Regions from separate parts of the Homo sapiens genome. Here region 1 is linked to region 2. Evidence: chromatin loops called from intact Hi-C (ENCODE). Cell type or tissue: chondrocyte. All regions are shown on one strand. Each heading gives the region's core, and the rest is flanking DNA. Links, peaks and the distances in the headings are about the cores only. Region 1 overlaps LOC124907986 (a long non-coding RNA gene). Region 2 holds the start of SCG2 (secretogranin II).

Evidence for each region. Hi-C counts contacts between places; a loop is a spot of excess contacts. Peaks named below come from ENCODE experiments on the same cell type or tissue, not always from the same donor. Only the 100,000 strongest peaks of a DNase experiment are listed, where the experiment ranks them.
Region 1: a loop joins it to region 2, with 5 times the contacts of the local background. A loop is called at or near these places in 3 of 110 quality-filtered maps.

The regions. Positions count from the first base shown.
Region 1 is chr2:223,097,138-223,105,481 of GRCh38, forward strand. The region is part of intron 1 of LOC124907986 (a long non-coding RNA gene); the gene reads left to right. LOC105373905 (a long non-coding RNA gene) reads right to left here. Exons shown (of 3, transcript XR_923950.4): 3 at 8,167-8,248. Among named protein-coding and RNA genes, the nearest start is that of KCNE4, 49 kb to the left of the region's middle. In chondrocyte, for the core only: CTCF peaks have their summits at 3,285, 4,795 (motif pointing left) and 4,996; a DNase peak (open chromatin) is centred at 3,053.
Region 2 is chr2:223,598,310-223,606,653 of GRCh38, forward strand. SCG2 (secretogranin II) reads right to left here and starts at 4,052. Exons shown (of 2, transcript NM_003469.5): 1 at 3,976-4,052; 2 at 1-987. The coding sequence starts at 973. In chondrocyte, for the core only: CTCF peaks have their summits at 4,235 and 4,436; a DNase peak (open chromatin) is centred at 4,073.

The DNA of each region.
Region 1 (8,344 bases), core at 302-8,301, 500 kb before region 2:
ATCTCTTTTACTACTTAATCGCTCTTTATAAGGCCATAAAACTTTTCTTTGTATATACTTTTTTGGGTTATATTTTCTTTGATCTCTTTACATAGTAATACTTTTATAATATGATCCATAAAAATAATAGAAAGAGAATTCAGTCTGTCTTCTTTTATGGTTCACCAATTTTTATTTTTATTTTAAATCATATTTACTAATTTTACTATACCTTATGAAAACTACATCTTGTATTCACAATTTTGCACGGCTGATTGTTATAAGAATTTTCTAAAGACTAGCTTCTGAGACCATACATTTCAAAACTCCTTATTCTGGATACGCACTTACCTCCAGTGCGGGTGGCTTGAGACATGTTCATGTTGCCCTATGACCTCTTGCCTTGTACATTCATATCATGCTGGTTGGTGGGGATTCAGATTACCCCTGTAAATGTCGAAGGGTACAGCCACCCTGGTTTTGGCACTAAAAGCATGTTCTACAGAAAGAAAAGCTGATAAATTCTCAACTTCTCAAAATTAAAACCTTTGCCCTGTAAATTCCATGTGAAGAGGATGAAAAGACATAGACAGAGAATATACTTGCAAAGCATGCATCTGATAAGGGATTGGCATCAAGAACATAGAAGTAACTCTCAAAACTCAACAGTAAAAAACTTTAATTTAAAAATCAACAAGAAACATAATAGACATCTCACTGAAGAAAATAGACAGATGGCAAATAAGCACTTAGAAAGATATTCAACATAATTGGCTATTAGGGAAATACAAATTAACACTGCAATGACATATCGCTATATGTCTATAAGAATGGCTGAAATAAAGAATAGTGACAACACCAAAAATGATGGTGAGGATGCAGAGGAACTGGCACACTCACACATTGCTGGTGGGAATGCCAAAGGGTACAGACACTCTGGAAAACAGCTTGGCAGGTTGTTTTTTCTTTTCTGAAAAAAACCAGAACATGTGGCTACCGTACAACCCAACAATTGCAGCCTTTTATATTTATCCCAGAGAAATGAAAACATGTGTTCACACAAAAGCCAGCACGTGAATGTTTGTAGCAGCTGGAACGAGCTCAGATGCCCCTCAATAGGTCTATGACTAAATAAACGGTGCTACATCCACACCATGGAACTCTACTCAGCTATGAAAAAGAATAAACTATTGATACGCACAACTTGAGTGAATGTCATGGGAATTATGCTGAAAAAAAGCCAATACCCAAAGATTACATACTGTATGGTTTCATTTATATAACATTTTTGAAGTGACAAAATTTTAGAGATGAAGAGCATATTAATGGTTGCCTGGGGTTAAGGAGAGGGGAAGCTAGGGGGAGGGAATCCGGTGTTGTTCTAGAGGGTGGCGTGGTGTTAGATTGTGCAGCAAGTTGGCTGTGGTAATAGGTACACCTCTCTACACGGGTGACAAAAATTGATGGCACTCAACACACACGCACACACACACACACACACAAAGTAAAACTGGAAAATCTCAATGTAAATGAATTTGGTCAAAATTAATATCTGGTTGTGATATTGAGCGATTGTTTTGCAACATGTTATCACTAGGGAAGCTGGAAAAGTGCACAAGGAATCTCTGTATATTTCTTACAACTACTATTATCTCAATAAAAATTCCAATTAAAAAGAACTTAAAAATACTTCTGAAAGTTATTTCTACTCTACAGCAGTTAACAATAACAACTACATACAAAAGTGACTATAAAGTACATGCATATATTATTGCTAAACCGAAACCAGTGTATTACTAAATCTATTTTTCCTTAGCCAAATCCCAAAATTTCTTTGGCTACTCCAGTGCTATCCAATGTGAAGGGAAGTGTGACAGAGGAAACATTGGAGTGGAGAGGAAATAATCAATGGTATTAACACATTGGGGTTAAATTAGCTTACCTCTGCAAATGTTACAACAATCTACCACCATGTGAATACATTGCTAGATCCTCCCTGCATGAGTGGGTGAGGGGCTCCGAAGCTTAATTAAGCCCCATAGTTTCCCTGAGTCTGTGCCTGAACTAGGCCCAACAGGGGTCTCAATGACTGAGTTCATCGGCCTCTCCTGTGATTCTTGGTGTCTGGGTTGGGCTGGCCATTGGGTAGTTTGAAACAAGGCTGCTAATCTTTAAGTTTTTCAAATTAAGTTTTTTGTTTGTTTATTTTGAACTCACAAAAATTAAAGAATGTGGCAGAGGCATATGAAATGGTATGAGAGGTTTGCTGTAAAACCCTTTGCTTTCATTTGGACTTTGGAATAAGGGGGTTTCATTAGAGAGCCCTTTTTAGGGAGCTTATCTTCAGAAGAAACTAGGACACTGATGAGGAGGCAGTTTTACCTGTAAGGTGGTTCAGCTTTTTGAACTCCAAGGACAATGCCATTCAAGAGCTTGACAAAGCAGTGGGCAAACTCCTTGTGCACTTCTCCCGTGACTCTCTTCTTCCTTCCCTGGGATAAGGCATGGTTTATCTGGCTGCTGGGATGGGAAAAGGCGATCATGCCATCCATCATGCTCAGACCTTTGGATTCTTTCCTTCAGAGCCACCTGCCCACTTGCCTCCTCTTATCCCTTCTCCTTACAGAAAGTTCACCAAGGCAGATCTGTGCCTTACAGGGTGAGAGCAAGGGCAGCCAAGTCCCCAGCTGTCCCGCCCCTCCCTGGGTCAGGAGGCTTAGCTAGGTGGAGGATGAGGAGAAGGGACTTTCTTTTGCCTTTGGGCTTAAGCTATGACATCAAATCCTGCTTTATCAATGATAAAGCCAAAACTTGGACTATGATCTTATTCTTCTTTCTACCTCTCAATTGGTTCAGATCTTGTAGGGTTGAGAAATGTGGTGAAATGAAAGCTTAAACACACGAAACTTACATTTATCTACATGTGTAATGTTCCAGACACATCGTCTTGTGAAATGCCCTCGAGAGCCTTCTAGGCACATTTAGGTGCATCACCGGCATAAGCACCCGCTCTGGCTCTGGACACACAGTGACCACAGCACTAGTCTACAGAGAGGAACATTTTTTTTCATTTCAGTACTGTACATTCCTCCAAGAGTTTTTGAAGCAGCTGGCCTCACGCCCAGTAGTTCTGGGGGAATCATTTGGCCACTCAGTCCCAGTCTCCCTCCCAAACATGTGGCAGTCAAGGAGAATATTCCTTTTATGATCTCAAGTCAGCTTAGAGTAAAACCAGTCCAGTTTGTAACAGAGGAGGCTGTGGACATAGCAAATAAATCACCAGTAGAGCAGAGAGGTGGCTCCACCTCCCCATGCCCTGGTAAGCTCCTGGCTATGCTTCCTAACTGGGAAGGAGATAGCAGACCAGCTAAGCACTGGAGCATCTGCCTCAGGTGACTTCCCCACCCCCACTCCCAATCCAGCTTGGTGTAGGATTTTCACATTCTCTCCTCTTTATTTCTTTTTCCTCCCCCTAGTCTCATTTGCTTTGGGAAAGACATTTATAAATACAGCTGGGAGCCTCATTTTGCCAATGAATTTTACTTGCCTGAGAAGAAAGCAAAGTCTAAAGTTAGCTTCTGAATCTTGCAATGACAAATTGGTTATTGATACCAACACCATGTTGGTATTGGTGGAATACCATGAGGACACTGGACCGATGCCAGTGACACAGATCGGGCAGGCGAGCTCTTGTTGCTCTGGTCAAGCTGCTGGCTCTGCCCCAGATGTGCCACTATCATCACATTTGAGTGGCATCTCCTTGGCTTGTGAAAGATTCATCCTCTGTGCATCAACAGACTGGTATTCCCAGAAGAGGAAACCAGATTTCGGTTCATGATGTGGTAGAAAGAGCACTAGTCCAAACTCAGCGGGCCTGTTTCTAGTTCTGACCTTGTCACTTGCTGAAAAGCTTCAGTTAAGTCACTTTTCAACAGTGCCTCAGTTTCCCTTATCTATATAATGAGCAATCAGAGCAAGTGCATCTCTATTTCCTTTCCAGCCCTCACTGTCTAGAGTTTATCAGTGCTCTAGCTTATAAAGTGGAAGGAAACAGAACTTACTGGGCAGTTTCTTCATGCTGGGCCTTGAAGCAGAGACTTGATACTGTTCTCATTTAATCTTCAGAAAGTATTATTCCAGTTTTACAGAGGCAGTAACTGAGGCTCAGCGAGATTAAGAGACTTGTGCAATATCACACAACTGATCTACTGGTGAGCACACATTTTGTTACAAGTGTCAGGAAATCCAGCTTAACCTGGGTTAAGCAAAAAAGAGAACAAGGAGTTTGAAGATGTGACCAGGAACTGGCTTCTTCTCTCCACCTATCAGCTCTGTTTCCTTTGTGCTGGTTTCATTGTCAGATTTCCAGTGCTAACCATGTGGCTGCAGCAACTCCAGCCCTCACATCACCTGGGGCTGACCAACTGCTCTAGTTTGCCCAGGAGTTAGGGGGTTCCCCAGACATGGGACTTTCAGTTTTAAAGCCAACAAAGTCCCAGTCAAACTGTGACAAGTTGGTCTCCAGCATCAGCTACAGATTCAAATCCAGCAGGAAATAGCATGCTTTTTCGAGTAGCTCTTGCAAAATATTCTGACTTGCTCAGACCTGACTGCTTTATACCAGGATCTCTCCCAGAAACAGTCCCTGTGGCCGGTTCGATGCAGGTGTGCTGATTGGCTTAGGCTTGGGGAGAGCCCTGCCCAGACCATATGCTTGGTGGGGGAGGGGAAGAGCCCTAAAAGAAAGCAGAGGCTGTGGTCAATAAGGAGTGTAGGATCCTGTGGAGGTGAGTGGGAATGACACCCTCTGCTGGTAAGTGGCAGGATCAAGTTTCAAACCCCAGTCTCCTTACTGTGAACCACAGGGAGATGAATTTCCAAAAGATGCTGCGATTCCTTGCCAGGTATGGTCAAGACAGAATGCCCAGCTGAGTTAGAGACTGGTGATTCTGATGCAAGAACTTTAGGAGTTCTTGGCTTTGTGGCCTTTGAATAGAGAACAGATACATTCCCTGGCCCCTACTGCACTGCAGGATTTAGGAAGGTGGTGGACACCATGTGCATGGCGGTGCCTGGCTGATTCTCACCATGTGAGCCTGTCAGCTACATCCTGCAGCACCCTGTTTGATGCCAGTGGCAGAGCCACGCCTACTCCCTGTGGAAATACAGTTTCCGCACAGGCTGAAGGACATCTGTCTGAGAGATTGACATTAAAAAAACATTAAAAGGTGCCTTCTGTGTGGTACCAGTTTAGAGTGACCTGGCTGCTAATACTGTCTTTTATTAAAGCTTCCAACAACAGTTACTGGAGAGCTACTAGGCTAAAAGGAAAGATTATTTTTGGCTCTCATACTTCCTGTTTGAGGAGAAAATGGTGTTCCAGAAAGACTTACAAAGACTGAGAAACTGCTAACATAATGACATTGAAGACGGGAGAGAAATTTCACACTGAAATTTTTATTTCAAGTGAGAGAAAAAGTGTGAAAATTATTTTGAGGGTGATGATAGAAACATGTTGCAATCAGGAAACAGAAATATGTTCTACTTAAAAAGGCCTAATGTTAGAGGTGTATCGGATGGTTTTCGTGCCAAGTTTATCTTCCTGCATATGAAAAATTTTAGAAGTGTTACTAACAGGAATGACTCTACAGCAGAATGATTATTCAAAAATTGCCTTGTATTTAAACCTCCACAAAGATAGATTAAGATGAACTTCAGTTGACATCTGTTGTTTTTTCCTGCACAGCATCAGTCTCTCTTTCTCTGCTAATGGCACTTTGATTTCATCTTAAGGAATTAACCTTAGCTTTACCTTTTCTCAATCTGTGTAGTTTTGGTTGGCTTGAACTCCAAGGTTGAGTGCATGGTCAAAGCTTGGCCATTGTCAAAAGGCAAAATTACAACATGTTTACTTTAAAAATCTTAATTGGTTTTTATTTGTGATTCTAGCACTGGGGGCAACACATCATCTTATAAAATAGAATTAGTGTTCTGATGAGCTGAGCAGAGGAGGTTGGCTTTACAGACAGAAAAGGGGTGAAGAAAAGCAGAAACAGGTATCAAAAAGAGGACTGGTTGTTTCAAAGTTACTTCCCTTGTAGGGTTAAAGCAGAGCGAACTTCCTTATTACACTGACTCAGGTTGACTAGAATCTCCAATTGTTTTTTTTTTTAGTTGAAAACCAGCCCATTTCAAAGTTCGTTTTTCTTACGTGGCAGTTAGCACAAGTGACTCCATTCTGGTTTCGTCTGGTCTGCTGGGGCCTAGTGAAGAAGACTAATCCAAAACAATCACCTTCCATAAACTTTAACCCCATTTCGTCACTGTAATTGGTTCATGTTATGTGATCCAACTTAGGCTAATAAAGATCAGTGCCGAGATTTTTGCTTGACTACAGAAGAAAAGATACTCAGTTTTTGTTGTAATTGCTAAGCTGGTAGAATAAAAGGCCGTCGATGCTAGTGACCACCTTTGCCTAGACCAAAGGCAACATGGTAGAGCCCACGATGTTGAGAAATGACACTTTGACAATATTGCTTGAATACCTGGACCTGGCTGTGCCCGAAGTGATGGATTTCTCAACTCTATGAGCTTAAGCCAGTTTGATTTGGTCTTGGGTCACCTGCAAATGCAAATCCTAACTAATAGATGATGAGAGTATTGTAACTAACCACATAATTCATTTGGAACTCAGTTGTCCAACAGCTTCACCTACGTGGAGCAAAGAAAACTGGGAACTGAGTACAAGGGAACTCTGAAGAAACAAAGTGTCACATAATATATGCTGAAGATTCTGAGATGGACTCAGAAGCACGTCTTTTATTTAGAGTTGTGTGTAAAGTAAGAGTCAAATGCCCTCAGTAGTTTTGCTATTTGGTTTTCAAACCCGCAGCAGATAGGGAGTGTTATAAGGCAAGAAGTAGCCACACCAAGCAGGACCCAGAAGTGAGGAGCAATGAGGCAGTCTAACATGGGCAGAATCAGAGAAGCCACAAGGATTCCAAATCTATAACAGTCCAAGTCATTCAGCTTGAGGCCAAAAAGAACCTGTATCATGTGACTGTTGTTGGTAAGCCCTGTATCATCAGGAAAAGACTGCATGCTGGTCCACTGTTTGCTGTTTTAAAAGGTATGGAAGTACATAACACATTCTAGAAAGTGTTCCAAGTGTCTTAATTTACAAAAAACAAGTTTTGGTTGTAAAAGGGGTAAATTTCATTAAATGGAAGAGCTCTCCACCAAGTTCAATTTCCTGAGGGTAATGGAAGTGTAGAAATGCTTTTATATTGATTTAGAAGCAATGGTTTCTGAGGCCTTTTACGGTTTACCACTAAGTGAGGCAGCCTGTGGTTCTTGATTTTTCTCTGCTTCAGTGGAACCACAAATTGGTTTTGCTGCGGGTGGTGAGGGAGAGAGGGACAGACCAACATGATGATGAAACCCGCGGAGGTCAATCTAACTGCATCTCAGAAGGGACGTGACACGGTGCCACCTCTTTGAGCATTTGTTCTAGGTGGAATATTTCTGTGTGATAGATAATCTCTTTCAAATCTAAGAATCTATAATTACATGCTTGGTTTAAGTGGTTATTTTTTTCATTTAGTTTTAAGTAGTCTCCCATGGAATACAACTATTTTCTCAGATTCGCTTTTTCAGAATGCAAGAGTCATCTCAGGTGTAGATAATGACTTATCTTTCCAGAATCCCTGGGTTAGCCTGGGTTGTGGCCAAGAGAGCTGCCTAGTACAATTCCTGCTTCTCCTTCCATGGATTAGGGCTTTCTTAGGAAATGGCAGTCCAGCCAGGGACCACATTCCTTGGCTCCCCTTTTATCCAGCAGTGACCACATGATTAATTCTCACCAAGGGAACATGAGCAGATGTGATGTGTGTGGATTCTAAGTCATATTTTTGAGAAGCGTGTGTGCCTTCTTCATGATTTCTCCTCCAGTTAGATACAGAGGAGTCTGGTGGAGTCACAAGTTGGAAGACATCTTGTTCTGGAGTTGCCACTTAGAGAAAAGACACCCTCTAACCAGTAATGCCTTCTTCAGACTGTTAGGTAGACGGTCAACAGGTGGTTTCGGGTGGTCCACAGATACAGTGTTAACATTTACTTGCACAGATTATTTCCTTTTTAGTTGTTTCACATTCTTTGATAGTGTCATTCCTTCTGCTGCACTAGATTTTAATACCTCTGTAATATAGTCTTTCCTTTAAATAAAAAAAGATAGCAGGTCTCAGAGTCTTCTGGTAGCAACGCTGTCTTGCTAGGATTAAAAAATATTGATTTGTTTTCATTATACTTATTTTAGCATTCATCTTTTATTTATGGCAAGTAAAACTGGTTTTCTAACTATAATAGG
Region 2 (8,344 bases), core at 112-8,111:
TCCCACTTCCTGCAGCATTTACTAACCTTTTCAAATAGGCAATTACTTTGGAGACATCATCTGAGAGTTGGTCTTTACTCTCTTTCCGAAGATCTTCTTCCTGGATGCCAAGCTGCCCTGAGCGTTTCATCTCATCGTTGATTTGTTCATTTTTTTCTATATTCTCTTTGCTGTCTCTCACCTCTTCCTGGGTTTGACTCTCTATTTTCTCCTCTACTGGGTTCCAGTCTTCTCCCCCGACCACATCTTCATAGGCAATGTTATTAGCCTTGTAGATATCATCTTCATCATCCGTATAAAGTTTTTGCTCCTCATCCATCCTCTCACGTTTCTGGTTGTTTGGTCCTGTCAGTTTCCCCAGCTCTTGGAAGACAGATTCCAATGTAGCAAGGCTTTGAGGAGTATATTGTTCCTCCACTATTTCATTTGTGCGTTTAAAGGGGTTATCCCTGGAATTCTCTTCATACATAGGAGGGAATTGCATGTGCTTAAGCTTTCTTTCTGGCCACTGCTGTGTCTCATAATCATCACTCATGTCCATTGGAAAGTTCTTTTCTGAATTCAAGGCATAGGGCTTATTTTCTTTTGGTGCAGACTGAGGCTCATTTTCAGCCTGTCTCAAAGCTTCGAGTATTATTCTCATCCAGTCTTCTTCACTCAGTGAATCCCTCTCGGGCAAGTGGCTTTCATCGCCATTTTCTTTTTGCTGAAGGGGGACAGAGACACCTTGGTAGGGATTATAATCTGGGCTGCTTTCTTCCTTATGAGCTTGTTGTCGGAGGTTTTCTATGTACTCCAAAGCCCTGATCATTTCAGGACTGGGAAACTTTTGGACATTTTCCAACCTGAGGTCTGGTTCTTTCTGAAGCAGCTGGTTTCTCTGAAATGAAGCTGCTTCAGCCCCAGAGATGAGGAAAATTAAAGGGATAAGAGACAGGGCTGCTCCAAGCCAGTGGGTCTTTGCTTCAGCCATGTTTGAAAGATTTCCTTAAAACATAAAAAATATGAGTTACACAAATGAAACAAACTAGAAGACACTATAGCAAAAGAAATAATTGATCATTGAGGTGAGGAAAAAACATAGTAGATATTATTTCACATTAAGCTTAGGATAACTCTTTTTAAAAATTCATGAATATTTTCCACATGATTCCCACAAGCAAACCACAGGAATCTTTAGCAAAATTATTACTCATTCACCAAAAACTTGCATAGCATTCTCTTAGTTAAAACAACAGCAAAAACACTGATATGAGATTTCTTAAATTTTATTTTTTCATTTACAGAACTTGTAGTTTGATGTTTAGTACATGTTGTTTCTCTATAATAAAGCAGCAAATACTTCCCAAGATGTTTTAATTATTTTATATATTGAAGTCTATTGGCAAAATAATGTGTTGGCTTAATTTAAAACATGCATTTACACATACGCGCCCACAAATTATGTCCTTAAAGTTGTGTCAAAAAACATGTGGTTTATTTCCTGAAATGTCCATCTAATTTTGTTGCTGAAACACAGCTGCAGTTACATGACCATATATGACAAAGTAATACTTTTATATGTCAATCATACCGAATTACCTTCTGGGGAGTCCTATCCAGATATATTTTTCAGAAATAACTTGTTCTCAATCTGATACCGAATCCAATGATCCATAAATAACCTCCAGAACACGGGTCTTCTCAGATTCCAGCCAGTAGACTAAACCAATGAAGTTTCTTTTTGTGTGAACGTGCTAAACCAATAAAGTGTTTTAAAATCTCTTTGCTTCATATTTCTTCTAATAATTTATATTATGACTGTCTTGCAAAATGCAATTGTGGTTATACTTTTCATCAGCCCTTCAGAGTGTATAGTAAATAATAACAGATGCTACAGAGAGAACATAAGTTTTTTTAGCTAGTCTATTTCTGAACTTGTGAGTGTTCAGATTCAGTTTGTCTTCTGTCTGTGTCTATTTTGGTATGGACCTGTGAAATCTTAAATCACTCATACTGTTTAGAAAAATCTTAAAATAACCACTATGTAAATCCCAATTCAAATAAACACAGATGATGTGCTGAATTCTTCCTACTTAAAAATCTCCATTCATTATTTCCTCCGATGCCTTAAAATCTTACATAGGAATTAGGAAGAGGATTAGTTTTTATGTGTTTTACATTTAATATTGCTAACATTGAAAAAACTATTTTAATATTGGCTATTTTGTTGTAAACAAAATGAATGTAAGAGGAGTTTACAAGTTTGTTCATATCTTTACCAGATCATGGTTTTGTGATAGATAAGCTAAGTTATATGTATACAATTTTCTGTTAGCTTAGACATCAATTGTAGAAAATACCATTGTTCACAAGATCATATTGATGATTTTGTTTCCAGTTTTTTAGAGCCCAATAATGGCTTAGTTATGAAAACATTTTAGCATACGTATATACCTATTTAAATGATTCACGTTTACCAGAGTACTTAATTTATTGAAAGAAACATCTTGAAAGGCATTTGAGAGGATACTTCCAAAATATTTATTATAAATACATGTTTACTATAAGTAATTTTATTCATAAAATAATGAGGTTCAAATAAAAATACATTATGCACTCTTGTTTATATTATTTCAGGATTAATGTAGCTTTGGTAATCAACTTTCAACATTGGCATTTGAAATAATAATCTTAAAAACCTTACTGAACTTATTTTTTTTGAAGCCACAATACTGAAATAGTCTTAACATGTGGATTATATGCTCATCTTTAAAATCATTATCTTGGAACTGCACTTTGCTGTAAAGTTGAAGCAGACTACTCATTGCAGTTGTTTAAACCACAGCCTAAGAAGTGCTACCCTTTGCTTAACTATTCAGCTTCAGTTTGAATGACATAGTTATTGCCTTTGAGTGAGACCCAAAGGATTCTTTTCCCAGGTAGCAGCTCTTTCAAGTAGTAAAGATGTTTCAACAGCTCTACTATTCTATATGGGGTTTGATTTAAAATTGAATTTTCTGAAATCCAAATAATTAGAACATTATTTTTCCCCTGATAGCTATCATTAAAATCTCTCAAGTTAAAATGTCTTTTCTGTTGAATTCAGGCTAGAGCATTGACACATGCAGGTGACTATATGTAATTTAAGCAATTCAACTAGTTGGGATACAGAAAAAATGAAATACTTGTCCCAGACAAAATCTTTAGCAACATATTGAACATCCTCTTTAAATCAAATTATAGCAATAACAATAACAATTTACAAAGTTATGAGTATTTTCATCATGTATTCAAAATGATCATTTCTCTGTAATTCATGGTCACAGCCAAATTACAACCCAAGATAATATTTTGCCCTGGAAAAAGGAAGAATCCAGTGTTCAGGAAAATCCTAAGTTAACATCTTAGAACTAAAATTAGGAGATAATAATGTAAGCTCTTTCAAATATACAAGTTCAGAAAAGAATTTTATGTGGTTAGTTAATTCAGAGCTCTTGTAAGATAAATATCAAAGAAAAAAAACCTAGTTCCAAAATGGGTTGCCTTTATGACTAACATGCTTGACAGCCTTTGTATCATTGGAAACCTACTGTTAAGAATATTAAACATATAAATTATACCCCTGGCTTCGTATCTGGCTCTTAGTGGCAGAAATAATAAATTTTGGAAAGAAACAAGATATTGGGCTTGGTTAACTTTACATTAATCTGTGTATTGACACTAAAATCCTTAACTTTTTCACTCTTTTTTATATGATTATCTAAGTAACATTCTGGTTAGTAAATATCCAACATCAAGTAGTATAAAGCATAGACCCGATCATGTATATACACATATGTAGTGTCCTTACATTGGCTGATGAGCAGCAGGTTGCTATTCAGTTATCCTATCGACATAAGCTTGCCAAACAGTCTTTTTCTTCTCAGCTAGGAATTAAAAGAAGAGCATGCAATTTGGAACTTTCCAATAAATCAAAGAGAAAAGCAGCCTTACCTCTTTTTGTTTATATGGCAGAGGAGCTCCACAGCATATTCCTCCCCGTTCTCCGGGCGAGCTTCTCGGGCCGTTTCAGCACACGGACAGCTCCTCTGCTTATAGGGAGCCGCTGCGCCTGACTCCGCACTGCCACACTGACGTCACCGGGTTCAGCCACAAACCCCAGCACAAGCGAGGTTTTTCAAAGAACCAAGAGAAAATAATCACTTTATATTTAAAAAAAAAAAAAAAGAAAGAAAGAAAAGAAAAGAAAAAAAAGTTGCATGCTTACGCCACCTGTCTTTTTGTGGCAAAAATTGCAGTTTTCCTTTTTCTTTTATCAAAATCTTTGAGACGGAATAAACTGCTCTGCACGATTTCTCTTACAAAGAAAGAAATGTGTGTCAGACAGACATGGCTAATTGCAAGACAATCTCATCTATGTTCTAGCAACTTGTTATAATAGTTTCTTGGTGTCACTGTTGTAATTGTTGTCGTCGTTGTAAGAAAGTTTTACAGACAAGGATTATTTTTTCATCTTTGCCCACAAAGAAATTACATTACCATTTCCTGTTATAACCAAGATGAATGGAGGACACATTATAAATATGAAAGGCCATATTTCTTATCATGACCACAGCCATCATTCTTTTAAAATCATATTTATTTGAATAAAACAGAGAGTTCTCTCTCTTTTATATGAGAGCCAACTTTAATAGCTTATATAGTTTTTTAAATGGGTATTTATCAGACTTCAAGCTTAGTAGCTAATAATTCTTTATATCTCTGTTACTGTCTTTCACAATATCTGATCTCAGAAAGGGAAGCTCAGAAGTTGAGTGCTGATGAAAATACTTTCATCTACTTAAAAAAAAAGTCTTTTCACTGTTTGGGAAAAATGTGACACATACGTAACTAGAATTCATTTGCAATCGAAAGGAAGTTGTACTATAAATATTTCCCTTCTCCTGTTGAATCAGATGAGTTGAATACCTTCCATGAATGTGAACAATCCAGGGAATAATACAGCAATTAACTTTCAACCTCTCAGATTTATAATTCATAATCATTCCTCTGCCTTACCAGATAACCTGATTATATATTTCAATAATTTATATGGATATAAATTTTAAACTTTATTTTATTAAAGATATGAGTTTCTAAAAACTGTATATGTTGACATATACTTTAAGAATGCAACAGAATCTTGCCATATAAGAGATCCCATGTGTTTCTGCTAAATGAACAATCAGCCACTGACTCAATAAATTGTAATACCTACTAGGTGCCAGATACATTGCTAAATGCACAATTGTTAACTAATACAAAAATAAGTGATTTTTTTGCCTTTGATGAGCCTTTCAGCTAATGGGGATGACATGCAAATAAACACATAATTTTCATATAAATTGGAAAGCATCAATAGAGAGGTTAGCTAGCAGTGTTTGGACCATTTGGATAGCCAATGGGTTCAACCTAGAAATTCAGGGGGAAACAATGTCCTGGAATAAAAGGCCTAAGCTGAGATTTCTCACTATCAGGTTTTCTTACAAGGATTTCTAACTATGTTAGTACTTTTGAATTCCTCGAAAAAATAGGAAATGGCTTAAAGTCTTACAGAAAAAATCTTGGAAAAATGTGCCTCGATTCTCCCTATTTGGTTTTCCTAAACGACTAGGAGATCATCATTTGTGGATTGATATGAATTCATATACACTCAGACTGGGGTTATATGTCCAATTCATCCAACAAATTTTGCCTCATAGTGGTTTTTTAGGGCATGATCAAATGCTGGGTTGAAGAGACCTAAATATGACCCATTTCTCAAGCATCATCTCAATGACACCAGCTCATTCACTGACATCCTTAGCTAAGATTGCCTTAAATCTTAACAAAGCCCTGGCTAGCTGCTCCAAGTTTGACCTAATTTTCTGTCCAGCAGTTCTGTGTGACCAGTTCAACTAACCAGTATCAACGCAGCTTTAGAAAACTCTGCAATTATTCTTAAAATGTTGAGTTTGTTCAGCATAGGTCTCAAAAGCCCTCCAGAAAGTCATCCTGACTAGGCTAATTCATTTATGTGGAACTAAACTTTTTGGCAAGAACCAGAAGCTACGGTTCTTCTAAAGCCCCAGAGTCAACATCTTGCCTGGAAATATCTTCAATCATCCAAAAGACATGCAAAACCTCATTCAAAATCTCCAAGTAGATGTGAGATGCCAGGAGGCTGTTGCTGGGATGGATTGGCTCCACTAGGCTCAAGATGTGGGTAGAACAATAAGCCATTGTGGGCTATTGAATTTCTGCCTATCTTATGAGACTATGATAAATACCTCTCACTTACTGAGTTCTGTTATGATCCAAGCACTGTACTTGGAACCTAATTTAATCCTCCGGACAACTATAACAAGTAGGTATTTTTATCTCCATTTTACAGATGAAGAAACTAAAGCTCAGAAATAAGTAAGTTGCCCACTATTTTGACTTATAATTGGTAGAGCTAGAATTTGTATTTAAGTCCATTCTATGATATTTCTACAATAAAAACTATGATTCAGACACTGCTAGAGATGGAAATACAGAAATAAATATGGGATGGATTTAATCATTAAAGACCCAAGTCCAGAATTTAGTTTCTTTGACAAAAACCCCCAGTTGTCCAGTTGCTTTTCCTGGTCTAAGAAAAGCAAAGGCATAGGCCGGGACTTCTATTTGGGGCAGCACCAATGGAAAGCAAGAATAAACATTAGATCACAGCCTTGATGCTATGGGGCATACATCTTCCAAATAAGAGAACAGTTGCTGAATTAGGAAAATTCTATTCACCAGCCTGTTTTTTCAAAATCAAACTCCCCAAACATATTTTTTAACTTTCAAGTTCAGGGGTACATGTGCAGGTTTGTTACATAGGTAAACTTCTGTCATGGAAGTTTGTTGTACAGATTATTTCATCACCCAGGTATTAAGCCTACTACCCATTAGTTATTTTTCCTGATCCTCTCCCTCCTCCCACCATCCACACTCTGATAGGCTGTGTCGTTCCCCTCTTTGTGTTCATGTATTCTCATCATTTAGCTCCCACTTACAAGTGAGAACATATGGTATTTTGTTTTCTCTTCCTGCATTAGTTTTTTAAAGATAATGGCCTCCGCCTCTATCCATGTCCCTGCAAAGGACATGATCTCATTCTTTTTTTGGCTGCATAGTATTCTATGATGTATATGTGCCACATTTTCTTTATCCAGTCTGTAATTGATGGGCATTTAGGTTGATTCCACATCTTTGCTATTGTGAATAGTGCTGCAATGAACATACACATGCATGTGTCTTTATAATAGAACAATTTGTATTCCTTTGGGTATATAACCAATAATGGAATTGCTGGGTTGAATGGTAGTTTACATCTTTGAGGAATCACCACACTGTCTTCCACAATGGCTGAACTAATTTACACTCCCACCAACAGTGTATAAGCATTCCTTTTTCTCCATAACATTGCCAACATCAATTTTTTTTGTTTTTATAGATTTTTCAATGTGTTATATTTAACATATTTCCAAAAGTCACTAATTTTTTGCCAGTAGTTATTTGTTCTAAAGGGAGCTATTTCTCAAATAGAAATGTATTTGGAGAAGAATTTAAAATGATATATATATATATATATATATACACACACGTATATGTACACACACATATATATATATCAATAGTTTGTTGACATAAAATATTTTAGAGCATGTATAAAACATTAAAATAACCTATAAATCTTTGTATCACTGAACCTGTTTCAAGGAATTATTTAAGCATGCCTTACAAAATTTTAATTTTCTTGTTAGATCTAAATTGCCAACTATCATCACCGCCAAGAAACGAATCTCTATATTGTGAACGTTTTCAGAATAATTATGTACTATGTATGAAAATGGATTTTTAGAAAATTAGCTTGCATCCTCACCAGGGTGCTGTTAATTTCAAGTTAATCATTCACAATTTAACGTTAAGTAATTAGAACAGATGAGTTTGTTTTTATGACCGGATTTTCTTAAATCTTGGTCATTTTATTCTTTGTTATTCAATTTCATATTTTATCTAGACAAGATTTTGATTTCTATCATTCATACAAGCAATCCTCTACCTTAGTAATCTTTTCATTTGAAACTTCTCGCTCTTACACTCCATTACACTTCTCATTTTGTTTCAATTTATATGGAAGCAATTGAGATCCAGAAGGCCAATGTGTCTTGTTTCTCCTTTTTCTCTTGTCTGCTTCTTCCCTGTCTCTAACTGCCTCCCTGCCTGCCCTTCCCTCCCATGGAAGATCAGACTCTCACGGTGGAGTCCAGATGCAGCACGCTTCAGCTGAGGTCCTCCAGCGTTCACCTGACTG